2 separate regions of the Homo sapiens genome follow, and region 2 is linked to region 1. Evidence: chromatin loops called from intact Hi-C (ENCODE). Cell type or tissue: Panc1. All regions are shown on one strand.

The links. A loop is a pair of places that touch in the nucleus more often than their neighbours do. Peaks named below come from ENCODE experiments on the same cell type or tissue, not always from the same donor. Only the 100,000 strongest peaks of a DNase experiment are listed, where the experiment ranks them.
Region 2: it touches region 1 in a loop (5-fold over the local background); 10 of 110 quality-filtered maps call a loop at or near these places.

The regions. Positions count from the first base shown.
Region 1 is chr6:123,412,610-123,420,609 of GRCh38, forward strand. The region is part of intron 12 of TRDN (triadin); the gene reads right to left. Among named protein-coding and RNA genes, the nearest start is that of TRDN-AS1, 23 kb to the right of the region's middle. In Panc1, CTCF peaks have their summits at 3,434 (motif pointing right) and 3,633; a DNase peak (open chromatin) is centred at 3,432; H3K27ac peaks cover 1,306 bases; H3K27me3 peaks cover 187 bases.
Region 2 is chr6:124,791,548-124,799,547 of GRCh38, forward strand. The region is part of intron 5 of NKAIN2 (sodium/potassium transporting ATPase interacting 2); the gene reads left to right. Among named protein-coding and RNA genes, the nearest start is that of RNF217, 170 kb to the right of the region's middle. In Panc1, CTCF peaks have their summits at 4,525 (motif pointing left) and 7,764 (motif pointing left); a DNase peak (open chromatin) is centred at 4,502; H3K27ac peaks cover 7,152 bases.

The DNA of each region.
Region 1 (8,000 bases):
GTCTCTTAATGTTCTGTAAGCAAGATGCCTGATCATCATTGGTTACATCTCTTTATCAACAGACTGTAGGCTCAGCTGGGAACTTACCAAACTCGGATATGTAGCTTTTAGTAACTTCTATGAATAAATATTTTGTGGTAAAAAGTTTAAAAATTAACTAAAACAATATCAATTTTTAAAAAAATTCTAAATAATAATGGTAAATCCTAAAACGACCAGAATAATTCTCATCATGTGATAAAATCATAAGAAAAAAATAAAGAAAAATTATGTTCGGTTCATTAGTAACTAGCTAATTTAGACCTTGACAGCTTCCAGCAGATTGGAATCCCCAAAAAATATCTAAAATGTTCAATAATTCTCTGTGTTCAAACATAGAACTAAACATGATTACTTAAGGAGGAATGTGGTGGACAATGAAAAAATCACATTAAAAAGAAAATAGCATGGAGAAAACGAGGGAAAAGCAATATAAGAAATCAAGATATCATAGTACTTCTTGATTTGAAAAGTTAACACTCTTTAGAAAGTTTGGAATCCATGTAATGTGATTCTGTGAAAAGGTCATTTAATGGTTTCATCTTTCTGTTCTCAACAAATTCCCAGTGTTGGGGCAACAGTAGCAGTAATGCCAATGACATCAGCATCTCAGTCTCTCAGTCTGAATCTTGGACTCAATGTCCTGTGATTGCTCCCAAAACAATTATCAAAAACACTTCAATTTCAGAGACTTTTATATGTCTGGACTTTCTGGCATCAAACAATCAAATTGTTACTTTAATTAGAATTACATCTGAAATCACACCTTGGTGAAATACCAGAAAGTACTGGTTATAAAAAATAATTAAAATGGTGTTTCTAAAGGGTGTAGAATTGACCATTACTCAAAATTACTTAGGAGTATTTTAAGCACTTAAGGTGAAGCTTTGGTTCTTTATAGTGAGCTTGAATTGATGACTTCATAGCCTGATAAAAGTGAATTCTCCAGGAATAAATAGGGCATTGTAAGAAAAAGCACTTGACAAGAGAAAGAGTGGTGTTTAATACAGCCAGTTGGCAAGTGAATATAGTTTCCCAAAAGGCATTCTTGAAGGTATTTTTTCACATAAAATTGTAACAAATTTCATTGGCTTTGAAGATGTGCTTGCCTATTATAACAGACATGTCAAAAACCATTGACAAATCATGAATAGGCTTCTTACAGATAAAGAGATAGTCAACAGTGTCAAATGCAAAATCTTTTTAGTAATGACTAAATCCAGAGACTCTCAGAAGAGGATGAAGCCCCCTACTCACCATTAGACATCTCTACCAGATTAAGAGTTATCCATTACTAAGTGTTGGTTAGTAAAGGTTCAAGGGGTAACTAGTTTTCTCTTGCATTCAGCCCATTTTCTTACCTTTTAATCACACATCAGAAGGCACCTTTTCAAATGCTTTGCTACACATGCATCAAGCCTGCACAATTTCTCTGATCTTCAAGTTCGCTATCTGATGAAGAATTAAGGTTAATTTTACATGACTTCTTTAATTTTGATGAACCTATGCCACATCTTTGCATTTAGCATTCCTTTAAGTTCCAATTAATAATACTTTCCGAAATATTGATCAAGGTTAACCTTAAGGTTACTAAATCCTTTCTATTGAGATTTTTTTAAAAAAATTCTAGAAACCACTGAAATGTCATTAAAACACAGAATAAGTGTTACCTCATGTTTAACGAGAACGTACTCCATAGGATATATAGAAATATGTGAGTTATAGGAATTTTCACATTGCCATGATATTCTGAGATTCATTGCTTGAGGGAGGCTGTCCATGGAATATATTGGATATTAGTAAGCAGTTGACATTGTCCTAGAGTTCATTTGATAAATAACAAATGCATATATACAAATATCAGCTTTTCTTTCAGTCAGGAAAAATCAAATCTTTTATTCTGTATGTTGTGGAGGTTTTAGCTGAATAGAAAATATATGTGTAATAATAAAGAGTTCCCAATCAAGAACTTGGAAGCAGGAAAATGGAATTGCCATTCTGAGAGTTAAGTCTTAAAACACACATTACATTTTAGGGGAAAAACCACTATATGCAAATTTAGTGATTCGCATAATAGTTTTGCCAAAATTTCTCTCTTTAAGTATTCTGCTCACAATTAGTAATATAAGAATCTTTTGATTATTGCTGGAAAATGAGTACCCTAGGATTATTACTGATTTCATTCTCCTAGGTAAAAATGTAATGATAATACAATTTTGAATATCGTTTCAGTTTTACTTACATCTATATACAGAAACTTTAACATATCAAATTTTATTAAATAATTACATGAATAAGAAGTAAAACTAGATAATATTTATATTTAAGGAGTCCTTTCTAATTCATTCATTCAGCAAATATTAATTGAGCATCTACTCTGTGCCAGATGCCACTCTAGGCTCTGTGAACACAATTATTAAACACTCAGAGGCTTGTCCTTTTGTAGCTTTGCATACTTCTTGGTAATATAAATGTATGATGGATATTTCAGAACAGTGCTTACTACAAATAAGGAATTCAACTAAATGCTTATTGAGTGATCAGGCTGAACTATCCTTACAAACTAGTTACTTATTTATATTTAATTTTCCCATGAGACATGATTTGACCTTTAGCTTATCAAATGCTACATACCAAACACATACAAATTATAAAAATATTTACCATGTATTGGATACTTGTAATATTCCAAGTACTGGGCTAGACAGCTTACCTAGATTTTCTCATTTAACCTTGACAAGATCGCTGTAACGTTAGAACCATTAGAGTCTTTCCAGAGAAGGAAACTAAGGCTCATCCATAGAACTTGCAGGTGACTGAGGCAAGGCTCAAAGCCAGACAGTCTAAGCAGGTAGCCCTTAAGATAAACACCCATGTAATGTTAAAACATAGTTCTTTCTATCCCATATGTAAATTTATATTTATTAGGCAAACACTATATAAAAATAGTAAGTGTACTAGCCAAATAATCATAACCACAAATATCACAATAAAAAGAAAATGATGTGGTCTCTCTCTGGATTCAAGAATACTACTGTTGTAGAGACCTAAGAAAGAAGACCTAATAAAGGTCAATGGTACCTCAGTGATAAGTAGACATTAGGCTAATTTCAATTTAATAGCAATTTATTTATTCCCTACTATGTGAACTGCATTGCATATACTGTATAGACAAAAATAACTACTGGGCTAAACTAAAAGATTCCTCAAAGCACAGAACAACATCAGCGAATACTTTAGTCGAGTTTCCATATTCTAGTTTTATATGTGCTCAATAGACATATTTACCTAGGAGGATAAGTATTATTGAAAGTTTTAGCACTGCTGGGCCTAAATGTTTTTGGTTTTGCAAATACTCCAGGATGGAGTATGACGTTCACAACTACGACCACCAGATGGCACTAGTCTTATCCTTTTCTGAAGAGAATTTCATATGCAAAATTCAGTGACAGCAGTGTCACTAAAGTTAAGGGGACAGAGCAAGAGGCAACTAAACAAATTTTCCAGCCAACAAAACACACGAGAAATGTGTTTATGTTAATTCTAATTGTTTTCACTTTTATAATTGCTTAAAATGATCTGTACTCAGGCCCTTTGAAAGCATCAGACCTCACTCAGGATAATATCTTTTGTGATCCAGATCTCCACAACTCGGTTAACTTCACCTCCTACCACCTGCTCCTCACTCATGCTATTCTATTCCACTGCTTCTTTTCCTGTTCCCTGATCATTGGGGTTTTTGCATTTCTTCTGTGTGAAGGTTGCATTTTTACTGTATGAAACTATTTTCACAAATGTGTGTGCAGCTCACTCCTTTCTTCATCCAAGTCTCTGTTCAGATAGCATCTCCTTAGACAGCCCTTCCCAGACCACCCAGTGAAAACACAGCACCTTCCATATTCTCTATCCACTTGCCCTCTCAATTCTTCATAGCAAGTATCATTCTCGGATATCATACTACATGCCCTTTATGATTTGTCTCCTTCACTGGACTATGAAGTTCTATAAATGCAAAAACTTTGTCTCCTTGTCACCATTATTCTTTTCCTCTTTTTTTCTTTTTTTTTAGTTGACAGAGTCTTGCTCTGTTGCACTCAGGCTGGAGTGCAGCGGCATAATCTCAGCTCGCTGAAACCTCCGTCTCCCGGGTCCAAGCGATTCTCTCGCCTCAGTTTCTCAAGTAGCTAGGATTACAGGCATCTGCCACCAAGCCTAGCTAATTTTTTGTATTTTTAATAGAGATGGGGCTTCACCATATTGGCCAGGCTGGACTTGAGCTCCTGACCTTAGGTGATCCACCTGCCTCCGTCTCCCAAAGTTGTGGGATTACAGGCGTGAGCCACCACGCCCAGCCACCATTATTCTTTAGTACCCAGAAAAGCATCTTTCTAATGAAAGGACTCAATAAGTGAACAAATGAATTAATGAAGGAATACCTAAGGAGAATAAGAGAATCATTAAGTCTATACAAATCATTTCTCAAGAATGAGGATTTGCATACCACCAAGGTCACTCTCAGTCCTGCATCTCCCTTTATATCTGTCTCATAAAATTATTATGTTATGATCTCTCCAAATTTGAAATTTTCTAAATTAATTTGAGGGAAGCATATTAAGTCTACCTTTCAGATTCAGGTATTATTGGCCTAAAATCCTACAATATAAAATTTTTTGATCCCTATTACCAAAATCACAGAGTGCAATTTGGTTTTACTTTCAGCTAACTGAGATAGGAATGGCTTTCCGTGTTCAGTTCCAGGGATACAAATTATTCTTTATATTCTAATGCAGGAAGACTGGTAGCAATGTATATAAATAACATTATAAAGGGCTATTTCTGTGATTGTTTTGAAGATCAGAAATATGGTCAAAGGGGCTCTTTCAATGCCTTTATAAAGCGAAATCACAAAGGTCAGCCAATGAGAAGAGAAAAGAGGTTTCTTTTTTCCTCATTCCCCCACGTATCCTTGCCCTTTTGTACTGTAAATTGCACAAGCTGGCATTTAAATGCACAATGTCAAAGGCAGAGCACATGCATTCAACCTGTGCAAAAAGACAGCTGGCTAGGGGCAGAAAGAGAAAAATACTGCCCTAAAGCCTTCAGGGCCAAGCTGCCAATGATACATCCCATCTCTCCGGTTTCTCATATCACAGTATTTGCCCTGTGGACAAAGAAGAAGTAGCCAAAGGAGCACTTTCCTTCTGACAGAGCAGAGCAGCTATATTCCACCTCTGAGACCAATAACCCCTCCTAGCTGCTTTTGTTAAGCAAAGACACCAGGGATGATGATCTGAACCATTTCAGCCCTTAAATCACGTTTGTAACAGTGGCTATTTTTGTCAAGGGCTAACTCCACATTTTGCTTATTTGGCTCTCACAATTAAAATTACTCATCCAGGACTGGGTAAGTATAACACACAAATGAAAGTGGGATTCAGACACTAATAAGAACATGCTGTAATAATTTTGACCCAGAGGTAGCTTGTCATAATAGGTAGGGTAAGTGTGACCGTTATTTCCCTGGTTTAGGAATACACACCAGCTGGCAAGGAAGGGTGGATGTTCGCACTGTTGCCCTCCAGCAACTCAGTAGGAAAAAGACTAAAAAAATCCATTTGTGCTCACATCATCAAATACGTCTTCAGCTGTTGTTTCATGCTGTGTGTGTGTGTATGTGTGTGTGTGTGTGGTTAAACTAAGCAGCTGAAAAGCAAGTTACTGAATCAAGTAGTTGCTAAATCCAAACTTTTTTTAATGTTTTGATTTAGAAATAAAAATTCAGGACCATCTACCTAAGTTTCCATTCTTTCTTTTTTCCTGCTCCAACATAGGCAATGATACCATACAACATACTTTCATCCCAAACACTGGCACCCTAAAAGCAGTGATTTTCCAAAAGAACAAGTACCTCTTCACTCACCCTCAGCTCCCATGGAGGTAGGTGGCTACAAGAATCTCAGAATCTTGTTATAGTTTGACAAAGTCTCATACTTTGAGACTTTGCAAGGTACTCTTTCCTCTACACTCAACCCCCAACCCCAACATAAAGCCACTGACTCCATTCCATCTTCTCGGTTTATAAAGAAAAAGCAGAAGCCTGAAACGATGAGGGTTGTGCATCCAGTGGCAGGGTTAGACCTCAGGTCCAAGCTCCCGACTCCCAGCAAAGCATTCTGTTTCACTGCTCATGGCTGCTTTTTTTATGAGCCTTGATGAGTGTTTTGCTTACCTGGCAGAAGAGAATCACCCAAGGATCATTTTTAAAATACAGTTGTCTTTCTTATCCTTGCACCAGGACGACTGAATCATAATCGCTGATGGGAAGAGAGATTCTGGTATTCTAAACCTCTAGAGATGCTGTTTCAAGATGAGCAGGTCTATCTATGTGAACCTACTCCCAAAGGCCATGGGAGCTGAGAGGCTAAAAAAAGAAACTGATAGATCCAGTTTCTCTGAAAGAAGCATTTCCTAGGGATTTACAAGCAGAAGCCATGTCTCGGGTAGCTGAGAGGTGGTGGATCCCCGCACTGTTAACCCCCAGAGCCAGGGCTTCTATACCATAGAGAAAGGGTATAGATGTTTCAGAAGGAATTTGCCTATAAGCAGGATTTATGGTAAGTACTTGAAAATAGAAATCTGAGAGGAACTGGGGTTAAGCAGAAGTCAGCATAGTGAATTAGTTTCCATGATGGAGTTGCTTTAGCCTTTACACATGCATAATTTTTTAAAATTTATTTTTTGTTTTAGAGACAGGGTCTCACTCTGGCACCTAGGCTGGAGTACAGTGGTGTGATAACTTACTGCAGCCTCTATTTCCTGGGTTCAAATGATGCCCCTGCCTCAGCCTCCAAAGTAGCTAGGACTACAGGCATGTGCCACAGCCCCAGGTTAATTTTTTAATTGTTTATAGACAGGGGGCGGGTCTCACTATGTTGCCCAGGCTGGTCTCAAACTCCTAGTCTCAAGTGATCTTTTCACCTTGGTCTCCCACAGCACTCGCAAATACATAATTTTAAAAGCTTCTGAGATGGAGCACAATCATCCACACTGGACATCTCTGAGAATAAAAGAAAGTGTGATGAATAATTATGTCAATGCTACAGGAGAAAACTGGTGTGTATGTCACCTTAACCTTGGGTGATACTACTGAGTACCTCCTGCCTCCCAAGTGCTAATGGTCATTGAAACTTTGACAATCGTTTTAGAATCAGAGAAAACAGATTTCAAGTCCTAATTCCTTCCTACATCAGCAGTAGAAATTTTTACTCTCGAAAACAAATGAATGTGTGCACTTCTGTGAAATGAGGGTGACAATTTTCATCAGTTTTTCGTCAGTACCCAGTGGAGTGATTGAAACCTTGTAAACAAAAGTGAATATTGACACAAATGGTCAAACCACAGGAAAAAGGGGATCCTGAAGTTTTAAGGAGTTAATGCAAGCAAAGTGCTCGTAATTTAATAGGTGGACAATAAATGTAAGTTCCTTTTCCACTTAGGGCTTTAATAAACAAAATTACAATCATCTTAAATGATCTAATTGCTATTTTTGCTATTTTTGGATAGAAATCATTTTAAAAGCTTATTTTATAAAGCTGTAAGAAAACAAATGACTTTCATAAAGTTTAGAAATGACTGTCCTCTGACATGCACTAGTGGTAAAAGATGGCAGCTGAAATACAAGCAGCCTTTCAAATGCTCTTTCTGGTTCTACTGTTTTCCTGGCAGAGATGCAAGGATTTTTTTAAAAAAAAAACAGCAAAACTGTCTATTATTCTCTCAAAACAATTAACACAAAAACTTTTGAATTCAGTGAAGGTCAGAGGATTAATAGGTTTTATCTGCAATGTGTTTGAAAAGCTAATTAAGACTCCACATACAGCAGAGGAGACTGGGAATACAATATTTAGTTTTTCTCTACATGACCACAGTGAGCAAAAGTGAATAAAGACAAAGTAAATGCA
Region 2 (8,000 bases), 1.4 Mb after region 1:
TTCTCATAACAGTATCCAGCAAACTGAAGAATGGAGAAGCACCCATTTTGAAAACATAACTTCTTTCTTTTCATTGAAAACCTTTTAAAAATCATTTCCTCTTATAAACAATTCTAGTAGGGAACAGAGATGGGAGATTGGAGATGGAAATGATTTTAAAATGTGGCTAACTTGACCATTCTCTTTTTTATGATCCCTTTATTAGGTATTGATAACTAACCAGTTTTACCCAAGACTACAAATCCCCAAAATCAACAATTTGTAATAGTTGCTAAGATTCTTATAAAAACTGACTTCAGATTAATTCAGAGAATTTGTCTTTGGGAAATCAAATGTCCATCTGTCCTTTTTGTTCCTACTATTTGACACAAATGGCTAGAACTCTAACTATGTCAAAGTCTCAACATTGAGACATATTGCTTGATCCAGAGTTTAGATCACAGTACCCTCTTACAATCCTCCCAGTGGCTCTGTTGTTCTCTGCTCTCCGAAACATGGAGGGTAGAAGGTTTCATTCCATCCCTGCCCCTAAGGATCTAAAACAGGAGAACTGGGGAAAGTACTTCTATTCTCTGAGGGTACTATCATGAATAATTGCCTATATAGTTACATTTACTCTGAGGAAAAATCAGAATTGGGAATCATCTTTCTTGGTTTCAAAAAATATTTATAATGTTGGGTTTTTGAAACAGTAAGGAAAGAGGAAGGTGAGAATATGGTGATTTGAGGGAAACATCCAAAGATAAATATCTGTTTCTTCTTCCCTTTCCAATTATACTGGAAAGGAAGAGGCAATATCAAGTGATTAATGTAGAAGAGGCACTTTTCAATCGTACTCATACATGATCTAAAATCAGAAGTATACAGTATATAATTTATTTCATATATAAAAGGAAATAATGGTCCTTTCACTAAATAAGCATTTGTAAAATATTCCTCAGTATTTCAAGTGCTGTGTCAGCCTTTGGAGATTTTAGGATGAGTCATACATAATATTTTACCTGTAGGAACTTGCCAACTAGGAGGTTAAAACAAACATATGAGCAAATAAGTATGAAACTGTGTAGTGCACGCTGTGGGTAAAGAGAAGAAAGAGATCAGGAGAAGGTTTATAGAGAACAGTTTTGAGCTTGATCTAGAAAGATGAATAGATCTTTATTGTGTAGCTGATATGGAAGTGAGGGGTGGTCCCAGGCAAAAGGTGAAAAAGCATATCACGGCCAGATTAATGTGACTGAATTTGTTTCCTGTGCTACAGGTAGACAGCTGGAGAAAATTGGAAAAACAAGTATGGGTGAGATAGTAGAAAAATGGGTATGAAGATTAAGGAGTTTGGGCTTTATATAATAAAATCACAGATGAAAGAGCAGGTAGCTTATAAAAAGAGATTAACATAATCAAAAATGTACTTTAGAAAAAATACATTAGCATCATTATAAAGAAGAGACTCAAGAGGGGGAAAGATTAGGGAAAAGAGAACTAGTTAAGACACCATGAAAGTGAGACATGAGATAATGTGAATCTGGACAAGGATCAGTATTGGAGATAGAGAGGATAGATGTGCCATGAGACATGCCGAAATGACATGATTAGTGGGCAATGGTGGGTACTGTGATAAGGGAAAAAGAGGAGACTGTTAGATTACTGGGTATCTGATGCAAGTGAATGGGTAGATGGAATTGCCACTTGCGAAGAAAAATGGGAATAAGATCACTAGTTCAGTTTGCACAGGTTGAGTTTGAGGTACCTAGCGCCTATACAAGAGAAGACATCCAGTAAGCACTTGTCTTATACAGAAAAGATTTATTCAAAGATTAGGAAAGGCAAAATATATACGGATTTTAAAATGTGTGGACCAAACAAACTATGTAAGTTCATTGAGATATTACCATTCAGTGTCTGTGTGCCAAATCCCTGATGAAGGGGAAGTCCCCAGTTGATTTTCATATGGAAGTTGGGCTTTCTCTGGGCTATGTTGTTTGATTTCATTTCACAATGATACCAGTGCATTTTTATCTTCAGACAATACTTACTGACATACCATGTCTCCTACATGCATAATCAGTATTTTAGCAGAATAGCACCTCTCAAAGGAAATCTCAGAAATGCTAGTTCCACAAGACATACTGCTCAAAAAAAAAAAAAAAAAGATTCCAAAGCCAAGTAAGTTTGACACTGAAAATTTAGAATGCACATTTATATATTAACATTTCTGAGAGTACTGCCAGAAAAAAGTATGTCCTTTTTTTTGTTTTCTAACCCACAGTTTTGTTTTAATCACATTACCTTGAGGCCAGATACAGATCAAAGAGAAAAACCAGAAAGAGTTCTAAGGCTTGATTATATCCACAGTTCCCCGGGGAGAATACCACATGCCCCACATGGGAAGGAGTGGGGTCAGCCATGAGGCAGAGAGAGAGTGGAACCTTTAGTTCAAATCCTACAAGAAGAAATGGATGAGGCAGGGTAGGAAGGCTTATTAGGATAGGTTAGCTATGTTGCAAAGTTGCGCCCCATGAAATTCATGTTCACTGTGACTATTAATGCATAGGTTTAGAGCTATCTAAAATCTCCACATGCTTTTTGGGGATGAGCCAGGGCTTACTTGGAAACAGCTAGTGGTCATTTTGTAGATGTTAAAGCATCAATTTATAGAAATTAAAAGTATGGTTAATGCAAGTCTCCCAAAATATTTGAACACAAGACTCCTGTTTTCCATCAACCCCTGCCCCTCTCCGACCTGGACACCTCCAGAAAAAAGCACTTGATATTCTGGAGAATTCTTCTAAGGGAATTCTGCCCTAAATCAAGTTTTGGCCAAAGCAATGTAAATTCAAGGCGATTCAAAGTCACCAATATCTGTTGAAAGATCAAGTTATCTCTCAATCATCTAATAAGCCTTTTTCCCCTGAAAGACTCCAAAAAATAACATATATGTTTTTATGTGTATCTTGACCACACACCACATCTGCCTTTATTAATCCAAAACACAAGCAGACTTCTCAAAGACACGTTTTATCATGTTAGTCTTATTGCTCAGTGCGCAAAATATGAACCCTTCTAAATTTTTATACACAAGTAGACTGACGCTTGCCTCAGATGTTCATGGGACTAGTAAACAGGTGGGAGGAGATGTTCATTTGGGCTCGCTGTCTGTCCAGTTGTCTTTGGTGACTTTCAGTTAGGTTCATTTACTTGTAGTCATTCACACCTAGACAGTTATGAGTATCTTTTGGTTACAATGCTTTGGGTTGATATTCTCTGTATGTAATCACTTTCCTGATGTTTATCCTCAGACGATGCCTGGACATATGACTTCCGATCCATAGAGTAAAAAAGGTTTGACATTTCTGTATCATTTTGGTAATTATATTACAAAAAATTATCCTGATCCTTAAAAAGTTGGGTGAAAGGTTAAAATAAAACCACTCTCAAGCAAACCCTGAAACATGGGAGGGATTTAATGTACATGTAAACACTGAGAGGGTCTCTATGTGCCTATTTTTGCCCACTGTGGATTTGCAATAATGCATCATTATTTGCAGTGAAACATAGTGGCAGGAGTAGGTGCTAGCTACCTGCTTGCCAAATTGGTTAAGTTTCCATTACTAAGAGCCTTATGAGGAACAGCGGACAGTTTTGGCTCTGTAGCTTGTGCTTAGAATGGCTGTGGAGATAAGGGCCCAATGATGGCAACTGGACAAAATGTTCTTTAAGTCAACATGAAGCTGATCAGTTATGTGCTCAGTTCTGATACCTCAGCTTCACAGCAACAGGTGTATCCAGGAAACTTCAGAGGAAAGAGGCAGAAACCTCCAGGAAGCAATGGAGAGGGTTTGAGCTCAATGAGCAAAGACTCAAGCCTAGACCCAATGAAATACCAATAAATCATCATTGAAACAGAGAGTTAGGCTCATGAACATCAAATGCCTGAGAACTTTTTTCCCTTATGTATCCTTTTAAGCAGTATCTCATTACTCTTCTAGGGCCCAGTTTGATTGATATTTATAGAGATACTGTTTTAGTTCCTTTGGGGTACTATAGCAACATATTATAAGTAAGGTGGCTTATAAATGACAGAAATTTATTTCTCACAGTTTTGGGGGCTGGAAAGTCCATCAAGGTACCGGCAGATATGGCTTCTAGTGAGGGCTGGTTTCCTTGCTCATAGGTGATACCTTCTTGCTGTAGCCTCACATGTGGAAAAGAGGCAAGGCAGCCTTCCGGGGCCTCTTTTAGAAGGTCACTAATCCCATTTCTGAGGGCTCCACTGTCATGACATAACCACCTCCTACAGGCCCTACCTCCTTACACCATTACATTGGTGATTATGTTTCAAAATATGAATTGGGGAGGGACACTAACATTTACATCATAGCAGACACTATATTGCAAGGGTTTCTGTTTTTTTCCATTGAAAAAAATCTGGACCTTGAAGTTTACATCTCTGACCCTTTAGTTATCTAAGCCAGAGCCACAGTTTGGCAGGCCAGCTGGTTGTGCAGACTCACAGGGTGCCACTGCCATCTGCTGTACCTACCAGGGGATGACAGCAACCCTCAGAGCAGAGATCCCAAATTAGATGTGACACTCCTTCCCCCATGAATTAGTTAGCTAGGGATGCCATAAAAACATACCACAGACATAGTGGCTTAAACAACAGAAATTTGCTCTCCAAAATCTAGGTGTTAGAAACCTCAGGTTTGGTTTATCCTGAGGCCTCTGTCTTTGCCTTGTAGACGGCACTTTCTGTTGGATTAGGGCCCTATCCTTATGACCCCATTTAACCTTCATTACCTCTTCAAAGGGCCAATTTCCAAATATAGTCAGGCATATTAGGAGTTAGGCCTTCAACATATGAATTTGAGGGGGATCACAATTCAGTCCACATCCAAATACACACACACGCACACACACTCCACGTGTGTCCTGGACACTTGAAAATATCTGTGGGGCACAGATTGAGGATAGATGCAGCTCACTGGCCCATCAGATGCCTGTGGGTAAGAGGCTTCAGGGCTGTATTGCTGCCAGGCCAGCTCCATACTCACTGCCACCAGGCAGGAATTCCCGCTCAAGATCTCCTGCTGTGGTGTGATCTGCCTCTAGATGAGTAGCTTCTCACCAGGATAAAAGCTGAGGTCCCTGCTCTAGAGGATGTGGCTTGACCTTAGAACCCTATTTGAGTGGGCCACCTTAACAACATACTTTCATATATTTGTTCATGAAAAGGCAGTGATACATCTTGGGAGAAAAGGCTTTCTCCAGGAAAGCAGGCATCTCGCTGTGCTGTCTTTGTGGCAGGGCTCTCTGCTGTCTCATCTGTCACCAGCCATGCAGAGCTTTCCTTATGGCCTCCCGTCTTCTATTCCCCTCTACTTGTTCTCTTTTACACTATTCTGTAAAGAAAGAAAATGTTTGGAGATTCCTGGTCGGGTGTGCCTTTTATTATAAATGTGGCTCTTCTGTCTCACTTCATCCTCGGTTTTTCCCCACTGCAGTTGGATGTCCACTCACAGTGATAGAATCAGGAACTGTCCTCAGTGCTTTATTAGCACTGTTCGATGTGGCAATTAAAAGGAAGCCATGCAGCCACAGAAAATATTGCTAATCCATGTTAGCAAAAAAAAAAAAAAAAAAAAAAATCATCATGACTTCTCAATTTTTATTACTTCTCAATTTTTATTATGTATTCTTGTAAATCACTGGCTTAATAGTTAAACTAAAACTAAATGTTGGTCCTCTAGCAAATGGGTTCATTTTACTAAGTAGTCATTTTCTTTGCTAAAAGAGATTCAATGTATTTGCAAATGTTGTTTAATGATGAAATCATCTGGAGAGAGACATGGAATATCATTTAAAAAATAATATCCTAAGGGACTTATTTTGAAATCAATGCAGAAAAATGAATTCAAGATGCTTAAACTTGGAGTTAGACACATGCACATTTACACCAACCAAGCACAAATGCATCAAAACCTGTCCTGAATTCCTCAAAATCAACTGGCCTTGGGATAAAAGTCACAATCAATTTATTGAATCTTTCATTTGAAAAGAAAACCACAGGAAATTATTCACTTCTCTGGGGCTAATAATTTTCTGTTATTTTTGTTTGATTTTTCTTCTAAAGCCTGCTGGCCTACACTTCTGTGTATTGAATTCCATTCTGTATGTTTTTATCATTTCTCCAGTTTGTCAGGATCATTGGATTTGAATGCAGTTCTTTGAGCACAATCGCGTACTCTCAACCATGGGGGAGGGTAGACATGGGAGCAGGGAAAACTATTTCCCCTTGAAAAAAATATTTGTTTCTTCCTGTCTATAAAGGAATGCAGAAAGCATAGACAATACAGATAAATAAAAAAAGGAAAATTAAAATAACCCCATAATTCTGAGTTCTGATACTCAGTTCAAATTTTGGTATATTATGTGCCTGCCTGCCTGCCTGCCTTCTTACCTTCCTTCCTTCCTTCCTTCCTCCCCTCTTCTTTTCTTCCTTTCTTCTTATCTATCTATTATCTATCTATCTATCTATCTATCTATCTATCTATCTATCTATCATCTAACTGCATTCCTCCCATCTGATTGTTAGGGCCATATCATACATTCTGTTTGGTAGTCTGAGCTTTCTTTCACGTTTATAAATCACTCTTCAAACATAATCTAAGAGGAGACAATTAGAAGTTCAGAAAAGGTGCCAAGTTCTTGGGTGCCAGGTTGACAGGGAGAATTGTGAGAAGAATATGTTTATTTTACTTATCTGGCATCATACTGAAGCAATCAAGTAAAATGTAACATAATCTTAGTATCTTACTAATTTATCTTCTCTTTATAACATTTGTCTTATGAATTTGATGGTGACTGACTGAAAAAATTTTGTCCATATCTGCCAGTTTCCCACTAAACCAAAACTTGGTATTTATTTTGTTATCTCTGAACAGGATCACAAAGCCTGAAGACCCAGGCTTTGCACGCCACTAATCTCTCACTATGCCTACAGAATCCTAGTGGGGCCAAGGTGAAAAAGGTGTCATCTTTCACCTTTCCTTCCCATTCCCCCCTCTGCCCAAAGCACAGAAGTTACTGCATTTATTTAATTTAATATCGATTTGTTCTGCTTATGATTTGTTTTGAACTATGAGTTGTACTGGGTTAAAAATGATGGAAACCTGCCTACTGCTCTATTTCAGCACTTTAATTTTATAGGCCCAGAAAGATTAAATGACTTGCCCAAAGCCACTAGCTCATTCATGACCTTCCGACATTCAAATACAGTACACACTGATTCACTCAGGATGGAAGAATAGTAGGAGACACCATCAAGATCCACCCCTGTCTTGTTCCCTGCTGTATCCTTAGCATCTACCAAATCCCCAACCTAGAAGAGGACTCAGGAAGTATTTGCAAAATAAATGAATGAATCAATTGGATCTCCACAAACATTCCTTGACCTTTATGGAAACTGCCAAGGAAATATGACATCTCCTCAGAATTCAATGTATTCAGAGTAAATGAATAAGTAATTTGAATAAAGCACCTGTCATTTTCTAAACAAGAGTAAGAAAGACATGCTGCCATGTATAAAACTAAGTGATCAACACCTGAGACAGATGCTACATGCGAATTTTCCTCCTGTCAATCAAATTCAAGTTCCTATTAGTGACCACAGCATTCTCCAACAGTGTTACATGTAATAATTTTCACATAATCTCCCCAGATTGGTGAGCAATGGTTTGTTTTTCAGCCTTCTATTAAATTGCTCCCTCTTGTGATCATCTAACAGAAAACACATAAGCTATATTTTTAAATTTGGATGTTCAGGTCAAAACTGAGTCTGATTCTTCAACATTCACTTCTTATTTTCTTTCTTTTCTAATAATATCGCCTCCATTATTCTATATTGCTTTTCACTCATACACATACACACACACACATACTATGTTCATCGTTAAATAAATCTGATATTTCCAAGTCAAGAATATGAGGGGAAAGAAGCTGAT